Linked DNA regions of Mus musculus: region 1 is linked to region 2. The links are chromatin loops, found by intact Hi-C in ENCODE. Cell type or tissue: left cerebral cortex. All regions are shown on one strand. Each heading gives the region's core, and the rest is flanking DNA. Links, peaks and the distances in the headings are about the cores only. Region 1 overlaps Tarbp1 (TAR RNA binding protein 1). Region 2 overlaps Slc35f3 (solute carrier family 35, member F3).

What was found. Peaks named below come from ENCODE experiments on the same cell type or tissue, not always from the same donor. Only the 100,000 strongest peaks of a DNase experiment are listed, where the experiment ranks them.
Region 1: a loop joins it to region 2, with 2.9 times the contacts of the local background. A loop is called at or near these places in 1 of 42 quality-filtered maps.

What each region holds. Positions count from the first base shown.
Region 1 is chr8:126,432,793-126,435,699 of GRCm38, forward strand. Tarbp1 (TAR RNA binding protein 1) reads right to left here. Exons shown (of 30, transcript NM_001159907.1): 23 at 2,006-2,092; 24 at 1,056-1,252. Among named protein-coding and RNA genes, the nearest start is that of Coa6, 12 kb to the left of the region's middle. In left cerebral cortex, for the core only: a CTCF peak has its summit at 1,213 (motif pointing right); a DNase peak (open chromatin) is centred at 1,254; H3K27ac peaks cover 1,193 bases.
Region 2 is chr8:126,296,242-126,299,148 of GRCm38, forward strand. All of the region lies in intron 2 of Slc35f3 (solute carrier family 35, member F3), which reads left to right. Among named protein-coding and RNA genes, the nearest start is that of Gm31165, 6.1 kb to the left of the region's middle. In left cerebral cortex, for the core only: CTCF peaks have their summits at 1,224 (motif pointing right) and 2,437 (motif pointing right); DNase peaks (open chromatin) are centred at 1,254, 1,691 and 2,300; H3K4me3 peaks cover 700 bases; H3K27ac peaks cover 648 bases.

The DNA of each region.
Region 1 (2,907 bases), core at 86-2,585, 140 kb after region 2:
CCTACAGGTACTGGTCACTGTCATCCTAACTCTTTTCAGTTCTCTGAATACCTAGATACTTGCCCCATGTCCCCAGAACTGGCCAGGGACCCACCTGCTACCAATCTCTAATTCCTAAAGCTGCTTCTCTTACCCAGAAATCTCTTTTCACTCACCAATTCCTGCTTTTTTGGAAGTCACAGATGATGTTGGTAAAAGGACTTCTCTAAGCCACATGTATTCACCATGGTGCCCTCTGTTCTTATCACCTACTGAAAGGCACTGGGATGACTACTTGACAGTCCTCTTTACCTGACTGAGCCACATAAAGACAGGACCTCTGTCTACCTGGCCTGCTGAGGTATGTGCCTGCCACAGAGGTCTCAAAGAGGGGTGTGCACTTAGAGAACAGAGAAAGCATAAAGCTCAGAATGCCTGATTCTCACTGACTGTGTCCCTATTTGGGACCAGGAGTTTTATTAATAATAATAATAATAATAATAATAATAATAATAATAATAATAATATATGAGATCGGAGCCAAATATTTTTAGGGACCAGGGACATTAATCTAGGATCCACAGGCAGAGAAAACAGCTCAGTGCTCACCAGGCAGCCATGACCTCACCACAGAAAGCAATGCTCAACTGGAAGTGGGCAGCAGAGGGGTGAGGGGCCACTCTGAAGTCAGTCTGGCTTCCTCCAGGCTGCCTGCCTGCTATGCAGGAGCCATGAGTATAAATCCCCAATCTGGCCAAGTGTTGGTGGCTCATATCTTTAATTCCAGCACTTGGGAGACAGAGGCAGGCATATTGAAGCCAGCCTGATCTACAGAACAAATTTCAGGACAGCCAAGACTACACAGAGAAACCCTGTCTCAGAAAACAAAACAACAGCAACAGCAGAAACCCAAAACCCCCGATCTGGACTCATCAATCTATCTATCTTAGCATCATCTGTTGCATGGGACTGACCCAAGCCCTCTGTGCTCTATCACAGTGGGACAGTGACAGAGAAAAGGGTAACAAGGCTCCTCTAAGGCTCTGCTGGAAAGAACAACCATGAAGCGTCCTTACCCTGCTCCGTGCATGCTTTCTGCTTGGCTGAGGCTGCACTCGATGACTGCGGTCCAGGCGCCACACTCCTCAAACTGCAGTGTTTTACACAGATGCCAGGCCTTCTTGAGGGCTACCAGAGCATAGAGCCGAACACTGAAATTGTGACTCAGACACCACTGGAGGGCAACGGTGAGAGCTTGCTTCAGAACCAGCTTCTGCAAAGATAGAAGAAGCAGCTTGAGGGGGAGGTGTGACAGCATGAGGAAGGCTGTAAAGAATGGAGGACTGACAGCTCTTGCCAGCCTTTCACTAGCCTGGCTGTGGGGTTGTTTCTTCCTCCCAGGCAAATGAGCTCAGAAGCACTCACAACTGTCTCAAGGAAAACAGCATTAAGTGTCCCCATTCTTCTAATGGCTACAATATGTCCCCCACTCTTACAACCTAAGTTGACATCAATCTTCATGCTGGTGTGACAGGGTCATTATGTTCTAGAAATGTGACCCCCACCTTATTACTTGACCTAGGCTGAAAGGTAAGGAAGTGTCCTATAGGAGTCCCACTCCCGGAGAACCTGAGGTACCCACCTTCCTCCATCAAGTGCTGAGCTCTTAACTCCCTAGCAGCCACCTCGAGCCACTCAGAGACAGAATTAAGAAGCAGGCATGGGATACTTGGGAAGTGGCAGCAGGACAACCAGAAGTTCAGGGTTAGCCTGGGCTAAACCCATAAGGACACTTGACAGGTTAAGGTCAGTTAGAGAAGAGGGTGGTTTGGGAAGATTGGGGGAGGGGTGGATATGATCAAATGGCATTGTAAGAAATTCTTTAATATCTAATAAAATAAGGAAGGAACACATCCTAAAGACAACTAACCGTGAAACAAACAACAACAAAACTGTACAAACACATTCTTTTTTATATTAGAATGCCAAGTTCATGAATTCTTCTCCCAAACAATTCAAAACTTACCTTTTCTGGAATATTCTGAACAATGATGTCCAAATGTGATAAAACAGATAAAAATGTACAAATGCTTGCCTTAATTTTTTCTTCACCCTGACAGAAGATGAGATAGAAAAATCGTTATTTGGGGCTTAACTGTGAGCAGAGGCTCCTGGATGCTGGACCGGCAGAGGTAGGAGGCAGCCTCTGCTCTCTTCTTCCCTGAAGCAGCTTGAGTTCGCCTTGTGTCGGGGCCACTCCCTGCAGCCCAAGGTAATGCAGGCAACGCTGAGAGAACAGTCAAGACAGCACTGAATGGCCTCACTGTACCAAGCCCCTGGGCCAGGCCTACCGGACAGGAGTGGGGACTGGGGTGAGGACATAGAGGAAGCTGGTAAAAAGAACAAGATAAATAAAGACACAGGGCAGCGGAGGTGAGAGTCACACTGACCCTTGGGACTGTGTCCTGCTGTTGCATACACGGTGACAGCCATGGGGAAGAAATGCCATCTGGAGCCCTAGCCCTTGCAGACACATATGGCTATCAAGACTCTCAGGACGTAGAACCACCAAGAACAGATGCTGTGTACATGACTAGGTAGGTGTTGAGTATCCTAGCAACCCAAACCTGGGTGACCTGGGTGTTTATGCTCAATCATAGTAACTGGGATGGGGTCCAGGAGGGCAAAGAGCCTACTACGGCCACCAACACTCATATCAAATGTGATTTTCACACAGCATGAGAACAAGGTGAGGTTAGCTGTTTAGACCTAGAGTCACAGAAGGGACAAGACTTCGGGCACACAGGTGAGGAATGATCTAGGTTAGGTTAACTGAGTTGGGGGAGAAAATGAACTGAGCATCACCATTCATCCCTTCCTGCTTCCTGACTACAGATGTAACGTGACCTCACACTCCTGCCGCCATGC
Region 2 (2,907 bases), core at 169-2,668:
GACGCATTACAGTTGAGATTATAGAGATGACGCAGTCTATAAAGTACTCGATTTGCAAGCCCAATGACCAGAGTTTAATCCCTAGAACCCACATTTTAGAAGTTGGAAGTGCTGACCTGTGTGGGGCCAGCCTACCCTACTAGTCCGGTTCCAGGCCAGTGGGAGACCTGTCTCAAACAAACATGATAGGCAGCCTTTGGGGGCCAACAGGTGAGTCTTCTAACCTTAGTCTCAATTGTGTGCACACACATGCAAAAAACCTGCGCATACAGACAAGCGGGGGAGGGGTGGAACCTTGCGATAGAGTCTGAGCTGCTTGTTCTCCGGGTAGAACCTGCACTGAGGTGACTGACTGGGGGGCTCCAGGTGACCACTTCCATCGGCAAAGCTGCAACTCAGGAGATTGGCTCTCTTTAAGACGTGTCCCCATGCTTTGGTAGTCTTTAGGAAGTCTAAGCCTCACTTCAGCCCTATGGATGGACTATGACAGGGGGGACTTAAAACACATGCCTGTAACTGCATTTAATCAAGATTAGACCTCAGTTCTGAGGCTCTCAGAACTGTAACTTTGTGCTGAAGATTCCCCCCACAAAGATCCTTCAGACAACATGGGCCTGAGGATCACTGAGCAGAGCCTAGGTTAAGGACATGTTTGGCCTTCACCTCATACGGTGCATCTTGATGGATATCATGACTGTATAACCTAGCCATACTGGCTGCTTTTGTGTATCAACTTGACACAAGCTGGAGTTATCACACAGAAAGGAGCCTCCCTTGAGGAAATGCCTCCATGAGATCCATCTGTAAGACATTTTCTCAATTAGTGATCAAAGGTGGGAGAGCCCATTGTGGGTGGTGCCATTCCGGGGCTGGTAGTCCTGGGTTCTATAAGAAAGCAGGCTGAGCAAGCCAGGGGAAGCAAGCCAGTAAGTAACATCCCTCCATGGTCTCTACATCAGCTCCTGCTTCCTGACCTGCTTGAGTTCCAATCCTGACTTCCTTTGATTATGAACAGCAATGTGGAAGTGTAAGCTGAATAAGTCCTTTCCTTCCCAACTTGCTTCTTGGTCATGATGTTTGTCCAAAAATACAAACCCTAAGACACTAGCACATTTAATTTAACCTCTAAGCTTGTATCTAAAGAAGGGAATGGCTTTATACCATCATCAGTAGTGAGTGGTCTTGGGTGAGACAAGTTCCCAGGAAGAGTAATTCAGAGACTGCCACTAGAGGGCTCTGCAGTGACCTGGGAACCTCTTCCCTGCAGAGATGGGAGAGCAACCTTGAGGAGCCCTGGCCCTGTGTAGATTGTATCCCTGTGTTTATCTTTGCCATTCAGGAAGATGAATCAAGAGTAGCTACTTCTAGGAGCTTCCTCTGGAGACCTGGGCATATGCAAGTGGACAGCACCAGAAACAGCTGGTTGGAACTGCACTCAGGGAATTTTGTCATGGTGGTACCTTTCTCCACCTGTGTCTGAGCACCTGCTGCCCTTATGGAGATTATAATGATGTCATACAGTGCAATAGCGATTCTGAGACAGACTCTGAAACTCCCTGTAGTCTTTAGGGGTGGGCACAGTGATACCAGTGTAGTAGTTTCTAGAACTTTCTTTTTGTCCCCCCAGGAGTTTGGCCTCTCAAGTCTTTTTTTAATTTATGTATATATGTATTGCCTGGCTGTACGTGCACAGTGTGTGTGTGCAGGTGCCGGCTGAGGCCAGAGGAGGGCGTCAGGTCCCCTGAAACTGGAGTTACAGGGGGTTGTGAGCCATCCTCTATGAAGGTGAGGGGTGGGAACCGAACCCAAATCTTCTGTACCAGCAGCAAGTGTTCCTCTCAGCTAGCTGGTCACTCTAGCTCTTAAGCCTTTGTTTTCTTCTAAGGACTTTGTATTTTCTTCCCCGAATGGGGCTGTCCTGGGGGATAGGGTGGGGTAGCGGGGGTGGGGGGGTGGGGGGGGTGGGCAAAGAAAATAATCTTCTAGCCCTCCAGAAGGGAATGCAAGTTGTGGGGGTCTCCATCCCACCTCCACCTTCACTCTCTGTAAAACAATTCAGGGCCCCGGCAGAGCCAACCACCTGCGTAGATAAACTGGTGCAACACTGTCTTTACTGCCAAGGGTCTCGCTAAGATTCGCTGGCCTCATGGAAGGGCTCATGGAGAAGGAGGGGGCCTGGGGCCGCAGTCAGGACGCGCCTGGGAGCTAGGGCGCGACCGTGGGCTGCAGGGCGGGCGTCCCGGGCGGGGGCGGAGCAGGTGAGCCGGCCGGGTGGGCGTGGGGAGTGCACTTGTACGTGACGTTGGAGTTTGCAGCGAGCCGGGAGTAGGAGGCTGTGCGCGCGTGTGTGGAGCGCTGCGCGGCCAGGAGGATGTGCGCGGCGGGGCGGCCACCGCAGTGAGTCGCGGCGACAGGAGCGGGCTGCAGCCCGGGGGGGAGCCTGAGGCGAGGGCCAGCAGGAGGCCGCGGGCCCGGAGAGGCGCGCTGCCCGGCCCCAGGATGTAGGCGATCGGCGGCGGCGCTCCTGCTGGCGGCCGGCTCACCATGAAGAAGCACTCGGCCAGGGTGGCCCCGCTCAGCGCCTGCAACAGTCCGGTCCTGACCCTCACCAAAGTGGAAGGTAAACGGGCGGCCGCATGGTGTTGGGGTGCCCGGGCCTGAGGCGTCTGTCCCTGACCCAGAGGGACACCTGGCTGCTAGCGGGGCGGGGGCGGCAGCTTCGGGACGCTGTCCGCAGTGCAGCCTCGCTGCTGGTGGGGACCTGGAGGCTCCAGCCGCTTGGAGCTCCTGCCGGGGTGGGGTGACGCGCCATCTGCACCCAGGGCACATACAGTGTGATGCACCTGGTAGTTCTGCACCCCTGGGTGCCTTTTCTCACTGTCCTCAGGCTTGTGCCCGCAGGGCAGA